Linked DNA regions of Homo sapiens: region 2 is linked to region 1. The links are chromatin loops, found by intact Hi-C in ENCODE. Cell type or tissue: B cell. All regions are shown on one strand.

The links. A loop is a pair of places that touch in the nucleus more often than their neighbours do. Peaks named below come from ENCODE experiments on the same cell type or tissue, not always from the same donor. Only the 100,000 strongest peaks of a DNase experiment are listed, where the experiment ranks them.
Region 2: it touches region 1 in a loop (3-fold over the local background); 1 of 110 quality-filtered maps calls a loop at or near these places.

Annotation. Positions count from the first base shown.
Region 1 is chr1:218,508,704-218,513,703 of GRCh38, forward strand. It overlaps LINC02869 (long intergenic non-protein coding RNA 2869), which reads left to right and starts at 1,392. Exons shown (of 3, transcript NR_146760.1): 1 at 1,392-1,484. In B cell, no CTCF peak of the experiment used is centred here; a DNase peak (open chromatin) is centred at 2,968.
Region 2 is chr1:219,401,974-219,406,973 of GRCh38, forward strand. It overlaps a transcript of LYPLAL1 not described here. Among named protein-coding and RNA genes, the nearest start is that of LYPLAL1-AS1, 150 kb to the right of the region's middle. In B cell, no CTCF peak of the experiment used is centred here; no DNase peak of the experiment used is centred here.

The DNA.
Region 1 (5,000 bases):
CAGGAAACTTACAATCATGGCAGAAGGGGAGGCAAATGTGTCCTTCTTCACATGGTGGCGAGAGAGAAGTGCCAAACAAAGGTGGAAAAACACTTGATAAAACCATCAGATCTTGTGAGAACTCACTTGCTATCATTAGAAGAGCATGAGAGAACCATCCCATAATCTAATCACCTCCCATGAGTTCCCTCCCCAACAGGTGGGGATTACAATTCAGATTACAATTCAAGATGGGATTTCAGTGGGGACACAGATCCAGACCATATCATTCTGCCCCTGGTCCCTCCCAAATCTCACCTTTCTCACATTTCAAAACACAATTATGCCAACAGTTCCCCAGCATAATAAAGTGCACAATAAATGTAATGTGCTTGAATCATGCTGAAACCATCACCTGCCGGCACTCCCCCTGCCCACCCCCTATGGTTTGTGGAAAAATTGTCTTCCACAAAACCAGTCCCTAGTGCCAAAAAGGTTGGGGGACTGCTGATCTATGGGACTATTGGGTTGGTTTCAGTGTGAGGTGCTGGTGACTGGCACCAGAGTGGGAGCAGTCAATACACCAGGGTATTATCATTGGTTGTCTCTGAGTGTTAAGATTATGGACTATTTTTCTGCTTCTTTGTGTATTTTTAGTCTTTGCACATGTTCTACAAAGAATAAATTACTTGTGTAATCATAGGAAATAAATACTACCTCTTACCCTCTCCCCTGCCCCAGTCTGGCATAATTGAAAAATGAACGCTTAGAGAAAGGAGGTCACCCAAGATCAGACTTCAGAATTCAAATTTAATAAGATCTACTTGTTATTCACGATAGAGTTTGTCAAACATTTTCACCAAATTTTAGCAACAAGTTTGAGTGCTGCAGGAGATAACGAGAAGTGAAAAGATGGTGAGGGAGACAAAACAAAACAAAATTGGCAAAGAAAAAGATGGCATTTTAAATAGCAACACGAACAGTCTGCCTAAGGACTAATCTACTGTGTGAGAAAATGATTTTTAATTGAAAAGTTCTTTTTGAGAAAGTTTTTTAAAAGTCTTATATAAAAATATGGAATATATAAGAATTTAACTAATACCTTGTGTTTAGGGTGCATTATAACTGTATAAGGAATTTTTACATGAAAATTTGGGAGAACAAGAGAGAACATCATGTAATAATGTGATTAAACTTGTTACTCAGCCATTTTACAAATTCTGGAATATAAAGGACAAGGTAGAGTATGTTCCAAGGCAGGCAGTGGCCACACACTGCTTGGCTTGTAGGCCCTATTAGGGATTTTGGTGTTTCTCCTAAAAACCAGTGGAAAACCACTGAAGTATTTTAAGCAAGAAGTAGCTTGATCAGGCTTGAGTTTCAAAAGGTTCACTTTTTTTTTTTTTTAAACAGGGGTCATATCAGAAAGATATGTTTGATGAAATTAACTACAGAATCAAGAAGTATATACTCAAAAATGCAAATACTACAATATATAAGACAATGTAAGTACATTTTCATTAAAAAATGAATTGTGTGAGTCCCAGAAGTTACAAGATTACACCGAGAAGAACGAGTGATCATAAAGTAAAAATATTCACGATTGAACTGACCACTTATGGAACTAACCCATGCTGTACTTTCTCCCACAACGTGGCCCTGGTTTCTGTTTCTATCGTCTCTGTTCCACCTCTGTCCATCTTATGTTATCTGTCTCTCATTGACTGTTGGTGGTTGACAATACCATGTGAACACAGAGTGAAATTACATCTCTTACAAAATATGAAGGATTTCATACAGACAATAAAGGTGATATTGGAGAACTGCTTCACCAATCATGGTCATTAACTGTGAGGATCTGTGAGACTTTAACCAGCACAGCATCACTGTGGCTGACTCAGCAATTTTTTTCCACTACCAATGATTAACCTAAGCAGATGATGGTAGTCCTGTTCCTTTTACCACTTATTTATTTCAGAATGAGTTAAGCAGGCATTAAAAGCGGACTATAACTGAGGGTCTCTTTTTAAGATTTTCAAGTTGGAAAATTCTGCTTTGATGCTAAGAGGCAGAATAAAACCCAGAAAGATTCATTCAATCTGACTTATTAATATTTGGAAGAGGTCAGTTTATTCTGCTCAGTTCAATTAAAATCAAATAACTTTAGTGGATAGGAATTATTCAAAAGTTTTTAATACTAGGATCTATTACTCTAGGCAAGCCATACCTAAGTAATCTATACAGTTAGGGGCAGGCTAATTTCAGGCAGCAGGAAACAGTCAGCTAAAATAGAGCAGAGACGGAGGAAAATACCACTTGGAGTGCCACTCACATGTTTAAGGGCAGACATGAAAAGGTAGGCAAGTGTTTCTCTTTCTTTTGGCAAGCATTTTATAGGAAAAATTCTACAAAGCTAGGAGACTACCTGGTAAAGCTAAGCCCATTTAGAAGGGGAGGGAAGGAAGAAAATAATGCAAAAAGTCAGAGTTCAGTATTGACAAGGGATCTTTTCATTGCATGTGATTGATGACTGACGGTTTGCCCCTGCTTTTTGATTCCTGTTTGCTGATTTCCCATTTTATTTACCCATAATCCACTCATTACTCTGATAAACCATGGAAGCAGTGGTCCACAAATCTGTGTTAGTTTCTCTGTTCTCTCTGCAGTCTTTTAGAGGTACCTGCTAACACAGCTTTAAAGATCCCCTGTAAGTCAAAATTAGCTATGCTTGGTGGCACATGCCCATAGTCCCAGCTACTTGGGAGGCTGAGGCAGGAGAATTGCTTGAACCCGAGAGGTGGAGGTTGCAGTAAGCAGAGATCACGCCTGGGTGACAGAGCAAGACTCCATCTCAAAAAAAAAAAAAAAAAAAGAAAAATCCCCTGTAAGTTAATGACTTCCACTTTCTATCTCTTGCCTTGAACGCCCATACTTCCTTCTCCCTACAGATAATCTACCTTGAAAGAATTTGCCACCATCTCACTAAACAGGTCAGTTTAATAAAATCATTGACTCCTAATAATCTTTGCCGCTGCGGTGTTCCTGGGCACTAGGCTGGTGCTTCTTAACTCTGGCTGCATGGTAGAAATGTGTGAGGAGTTTTTTTAAAAAAAGACTAATATCATCTCAGCTTGGAGAGACTAGAATTTGATTGGTCTGGGTCGGTTATTTGGTGATTTTTTTTTTTTTTTTTTTTTGACAGAGTCTCGCTCTGTCGCCCAGGCTGGAGTGCAGTGGTGCGATCTTGGCTCACTGCAAGCTCCACCTTCCCAGTTCACACCGTTCTCCTGCCTCAGCCTCCCAAGTGGCTGGGACTACAGGCGCCTGCCACCATGCCTGGCCAGTTTTTTTTTTTGTTTTGTTTTTTGTTTGTTTTTTTTTTTTTTTTGTATTTTTAGTAGAGACGGGTTTCACCGTGTTAGCCAGGATGGTCTCGATCTGATTTCGTGATCCGCCCGCCTCAGCCTCCCAGTGCTGGGGTTACTGGTGTGAGTCACCCCACCTGGTCTATTTGGTGATTTTATTGTGCAGCTAGGGTTAAGACAACCTAACTAAGCCCTGGGTTTTGGCTGCTCTTCTGCATGGTTTGTTCACTGTTCTCTGTGCATTTCTTCAGTCCTCTCTCCTTTGCCTGCACTCCACAACCACAAAGCAAGATGGCGACCCTCTTGCTCTCAACATTTGTGTAGAACCTTTTACAGAGTTGGGCTGTTTTTCTCCTATAGCTCTATTTAGTTGATACACAACAGGAAGTTGTCTTCAAGCATACTTTCTATCAAGGCATTATGCTATCCAGAATTCTGTATTGAATTCTGAATGTCTACTTTAAATAATTAAGATAACAGAACTCAAGGTTACCAACTCATTGACCTTTCCAGGTCCTTTTCCATTTCTCTTTAGAAATTGATCCGTTTTCTGTAGATTTCAAGTAGATTGATACTCTCCATCTCCTTTTCTTTTCTTTTCTTTTTTTTTTTTGAGACAGAGTCTCACTCTGTCTTTCAGGCTGGAGCGCAGTGGCACGATCTCGGCTCACCGCAACCTCTGCCTCCCAGGTTCAAGCAACTCTCCTGCCTCAGCCTCTCTAGTAGCTGGGATTTACAGGTGCCTGCCACCACACTGGTCTAATTTTTTTTGTTGTTGTTTTGTTTTTAGTAGAGATGGGGTTTCACCATGTTGGCCAGGCTGGCCTCGAACTCCTAACCTCAAGTGAACCACCCACCTTGGCCTCCCAAAGGGCTGGGATTACAGATGTGAGCCACTGTGCCTGGCTTCTCCATATTCTTTATATCATTTGTTCCTCCTGTCTTCAATCATCATCCTTTCTATTTTCCTTTCCTTATTGTTAACTTTTTATATTTTAGTTGCATTCTCCTTCACTAACATAATTTATTTCCAGTCACTCCTTAGATAATGCTACTCAATTCAGACAGTTCATTCTGTACTCACGTCTTCCTTTGTACTTTTTAATTGCTTATTTGTTGTTTTTGACATCTTAGTGGAATTTTTGAGCTACTCAAAAGTGAGTGCTGTTTTAACTACCTCTTATAACCAGTAAGTGTTCTGTATACATAAAGCACACAATAAATGGCTAATTAATATCCAGTTTTCTGTTGAACAAGTACAATACTTAAATCTTTTCTGCCTGAGCCAAGTCCGAGATATAACTCTCTTATCTACTATAGTGACTGGCCTGCATAGCCATCTGTCTAAACCCTGAGACTGAAATTCTTTAATGTGGAGATCTCTATCTGCAGACATGAATATGGCTTGATGATGATCAAAAATACTCCCCTCACTGAACACACAAGCCTTTGGTTGGCAGCCAAAGGCAATTATGTGTACAATCTGAAGCTATTTCTAATTCTGAGTTTCATGTCTTCAATGCTTTCTCCAAGAGCCACCCTATTTTCAAGGAATTAGCATCAGGGCAGCCATTGGCTGCCATAGATGTTTAGTGATCCATAGATCTTTTGCATAATTTGAAAATATGCATTTTCCGGCAGGGCGTGGTGGCTCAA
Region 2 (5,000 bases), 890 kb after region 1:
GTTGCCCTAGAACTTGGCCTCCTATTGCATAGAGAGGCTTATTTCTAAGAGAAATGTACCCACTGGGTCTTTCTTGGACAATTCATCATATATTATTATGCAAAGTAAAAGCTGGCAATAAAAAGCTTGGTTTTTAAAAAGGGAAAGAAAAACAGAGAATTGGATTAGTTTCAATTTGTTTTATTTAACTTGTATTCTGTTATTTCCAAGTTTCTGTTTGGAAAATATGAAATGCCAACATTTTATATAATGATGTCATTGCTATAAAAATCATTTTTAAAATTTTTCCTTTGAGGTTTAGTTTAGTTAGTTCTGCAATAAGCTGAATTGAGGCTCTTGAATCAGATCCCAAACAAAAAAGAAAGTAAATTGCCCACCATTTTAAATAAAAATTGAGTGTTTATTTTATTTTGTTTTTCAGTGCCATATTTGAAACTAGAAGCAGTTTGTTTAAACATGATCATTTATATTTGAAAAGTGCATTTCCCCCTAAGATAAGCATTCACATCAAAAGGAACATTACAAAGTTTCATAAACAATAAAGTCAATCAGTTAATTATTCTTGGACCAGTATATTGACTTCTGGTGAGTTTCTACTAATATACTTTTAAAAATAACTGGATTGTATTACTTGCTAAAATACCACTAAAGGAAAACCCTACCAGAAACCAAAAAAAAAAAAAAAAGCTAATGAAAAAATTGCAATTTTTTATTGTATAGTATGCATCATTTGGTAAGATTAAGAAGTACTGAAAGAGATCTTTTATGTCACATAAATACATATTAATTCAGTCTGAATTCATACTCTGTAGGCAGTTAATTCATGTAATCGTGAGAATAAGGAAGAAGTAAAAAGGTAGAGAGAAAAAACCTAAGAAAAGGGTTATTATGTTTTGGGAGTAAGGAATAGGGCCAGAGGGAATATAGATATTCCCAGGAATCTATTTCTTTCTTGCCTGAAAGTTCTGTCAAGAATGAAGAGCTCCTCACACTGTGCTTATATTTGAAACCCAGAGAATTACTGGAACCCAAGGATCAGGAGAGAATAAAGAGGGATTGAAATCTAGGGGTCATGCAAAGTAGAGAGATACAATCCTCAGGGGCAGAAACCAATTTCATGTTGTGACTACAAGTCATCACCATCATAGTAGTCAGAAAGACCTGGAAAGCAAGTGACTCATGCAATTATTTTCTCAGTGAAAACTTGGGTGCATGCACATGCCAGTTTTTGGGTTAAGTTCTAGGTATACAATGAAGAGAAGTAGTCCTTGCCTTCTAAGAGTGCATAATATAGTGGCAGAGACAGACAAGAAAACAGTCACTCACAACATAGGGACCTAAAGGGGATGTGTCTACAGTGCATGGGGATTGCAGAAGAGGGCCTCTTCCCAGCTTTCAGAAAACCCTGGGGGGCTGACCAAAGAAGGTAGGATATCCTGACTGAATTCTGAACGCTGAGTATAATTTAATTATTGAAAAGTGTGGAGGAGAGGGAGAAGCAGGGAACTGGGATCACAAGAGGAGTAAACAATCTATGTAAAAGACGCGGCAGGAAGAGAGCTTATTTCAGGTGAATTGACTGCAATAGCAGTTTATGCTTTAGGACAATAGGGTGCCAGTGGGGAGATTTTGAGTAGAAAAATAATATACATCATTTGAATTTCCCTGTCAAAATATAACCTCTGGATGCAGTGTACAGAGAATAGTCAAAGGGAGCAAAAACTGAAGGCAGAAAGATTAGAAGACTGTTGCGTTAATTCCTTTATTTCTATTTTTCAAAATTTAAGAACCTCAATCTGAGATTTCTCATCCATGCAGTGAGAACTTTCAATGAGCCATTTATATATACAACCTTTCTGCCAATCAGGAACTACTTTTAATGGTCTCAGTGTAGATATATATCTTATTCAGCTTGACTGCCATAACAAAATACCGTAGGCTGGGTGGCTTCAAGAATAGAAATTCATTTTCTCTCTGTTCTAAGGATAGAAGTTCAAGATCAAGGTGCTGATATAGTTGATTCCTGGTGAGGGCTTTCTTCCTGGCTTGCAGACACAGCTGCCTTCTGGCTATGTCCTCACATAAAGGAGGAAGACAGAGAAGGAGGAGAGAGGGAGGGAGGGAAAGAGGGAGAGAGAGAAGAGAGAAAAGAGAAATACCTCGTGTCTCTTTTTATGAAGGTGCTCATCTCATCATAAGAGCCCCATTCTCATGACCTTATCTAAACCTAACTAATATCTCCAAAGCCCCATCTCCAAATGCCATCACATTAAGGGGTTGGGTTTCAACATATGGATCGTGAAGCTGAGGGGAGCACACGTCAGGGCATAGCACTTCAGTTGATATATTAGTTATGTAATTAAAATCCAAAAGAGTAATCCTTTTCCAGAGGGGTTGCTAATAATCTAGTCCTTTCAATTATGTCATTTTGTAAATAAGGAGACCCTTGTCTTATTCTTAATCATCTTTAAATATTTTGGTGCTAGAAGATGGTCTCTTCAGATGGTCACTTATTGTTTCTTAGAGTGACAGAATATAGAATAATAATGTGCATAATAGTAAACTCCTCTGCAGTTTTGCAATGTGTTGAGCCCAAATAATATAAATATAGGGCCCTATGAAAACACACAAAAAAAGGGACACCAAAGCCCAGGCTGGAAATCAAAGAGATGTTGGTTCATGGGTTCAAAAATACAGTTAGATAGAAGGAATAAGTAAGTCCTAGTGTACAGTAGCACACTAGGGTGGCTACACTTAACAATAATTTGTTGTATATTTCAAAATAGCTGGAAGGGAAGATTTGAAATGTCCTCAACACAAAGACATGATAAGGGTTTGAGGTGATGGATATCCCAATTACCATGATTTGCTCATTACACATTTTTCACCTCAACTCCACTGAGTCATCTTTGACACCACGTCCTTTTTACAATTTCATCCAGGACAGTGCTTTATAAATTGTTTATGAAAAGCAACTCCCCATCCATTGGTAAGTTTTTGAACATCAAACTGGAAAAAAATGCATAGATAGTAACTTTCACCTTTTATTAATCTGTTAATCATCATCTATTTAATCAATAAACATTTTCTAAGCACCTAGCTGTATAAGGTACTTTCCAGATACCTGTGGGGGAGGAAAAGAGGATTTGCATGCCATAGTTAAGTGTCATTGTACACATTTTCATCATAACAGTTAAAGGTAAATTCTCTTTCCCTCTTCTGCATTAACAGCATAAGTCTGCATGGAGCTCATATTGACTATTTTCTTGTGAACTAGATAAGCTTCAGCTTGGTTGAGTAGATAACACCACCAAATAAATTCCCTTGGGGATTAAAATGTGTGTGGTGTCAGTGACCTAGCATAAACACAGGCAAATAATATCTGCAGACAAATGGTAAATTTGTATATTTGTTCTCTGAGGCATACTCTTTGAAAATTTCAAGAATAATCTATCTTAGGAATAGATGTTTCCCTTGAAAGAAAAATGGTACATCTCTGGCAAGTAATCAGAGGATACATGAGCATATTATACACACACACGTATATATCTACCACTTTTCATTTCTGAAACAGAAGAATTCTCAAAGGACCATCTTCTGAAACACTAAAATTCTCAAAAAGTTTCCCAGAACAGCGCATTACTATAACTTGACACCATGTTTTAGATATTACCCAATAAATGTTTGCAAGGTAGCAATAAACCTTTTTTCTAATAGCAGGCTTCATGCTGTGCTACCAGAGCGCAGAGGAAATGACTGAGCAGAAAGCTCATATACAGTATGCAAAGGCAGCATCAAAGACCTTCCAAGGCCAGTTCATTACAGTACCTCTGAGGAGGGTCAGAGCCTGCCCTGATTGCTTCCTCATTAGAGGTCACTTGCTTCAGTCCTGTCTAATAACCCCTAAATATGGAAGCACTCAGCAAGGCCACACTTGAGGTAGTCAGAGGTGTTTGGTATACTGGGTTGAGCAGCTGAAAGTTGGAATGCCTTGCAAGTCTACTTATAATAAAAGTGTCCCTTCCACCTATTTTTCTTGACAGTCCTACAGCTGCTGACATTAGCCAGCTCTGCATGTCCCCAGCTTCAAGTGCCAACTGCAACCCAATACGCTTGAGATTTGAGAATCCCATTTTCTTAAAAGTTTATAGAAGCATTCAGGCAGAAGTCCGCCTTTTAAAAAAGGAAATAAGTTATTATTATGCAAACAATTTTCTCTGCATTGGGGCCAAGAGCTTTTCAAGTTAACTGATTTTAATTCGCTAAATTTAATGTGACAGTTTGCCTCTTATTCGGGAAAGGGAAGCTTTGAAACTGAGACTGAAATTGGAGCTATCATGCTCAATTTTATGCTTAGAAAAACATATCGCACAGGTTTGAAGCAAGTTTATCTCTGTGGTTCAGGTGTGTATCTACTGAAGTCAAAGAACCTCACTGCTTTCATTAACTTTGGGCAGACTGTGTGTCACTAATCTGGTTAATAAGATTAGGACCTAAACACACTTGCATGGCTTTATTTTCTACTAGGCTCTAGTTACATTTATAAACATTTACAGTTTCTTTTTACTTAGAGATTGTACTCTTCAAAAATTGAGCTGAAACGAACATTCTGATATTTTTCTTAGATTCACAAGATGTGAAGAAGAAGGAAATACAATAAAAAACAATTTGTGTTTGTTTGTTTATCATGAAACCCTATGCTGAACCCAGATTTTGTAACCCATGCTTTTAGGGATTATGTCTTATTTGTACCTTGAAATTGGTACAATGTCAAGAACATAGCAGTTGTATAAATCTATATCATAAATAGAAAAAAAAACCCTGCATTTACTATTATGTGTCATTCCCTGACTTATGTGTTCTTCCTTTAAGTGAAATTCACCTTACAAGGTAAATTAGTGGGGAGTGTGTTCAGCTGCAAGTGGTATAAAATGAGAAGGATCTTAACTCAAAGAGTACCTCAAATATAACTGAATCTGGAGGCAGACAACTGTGAGCAT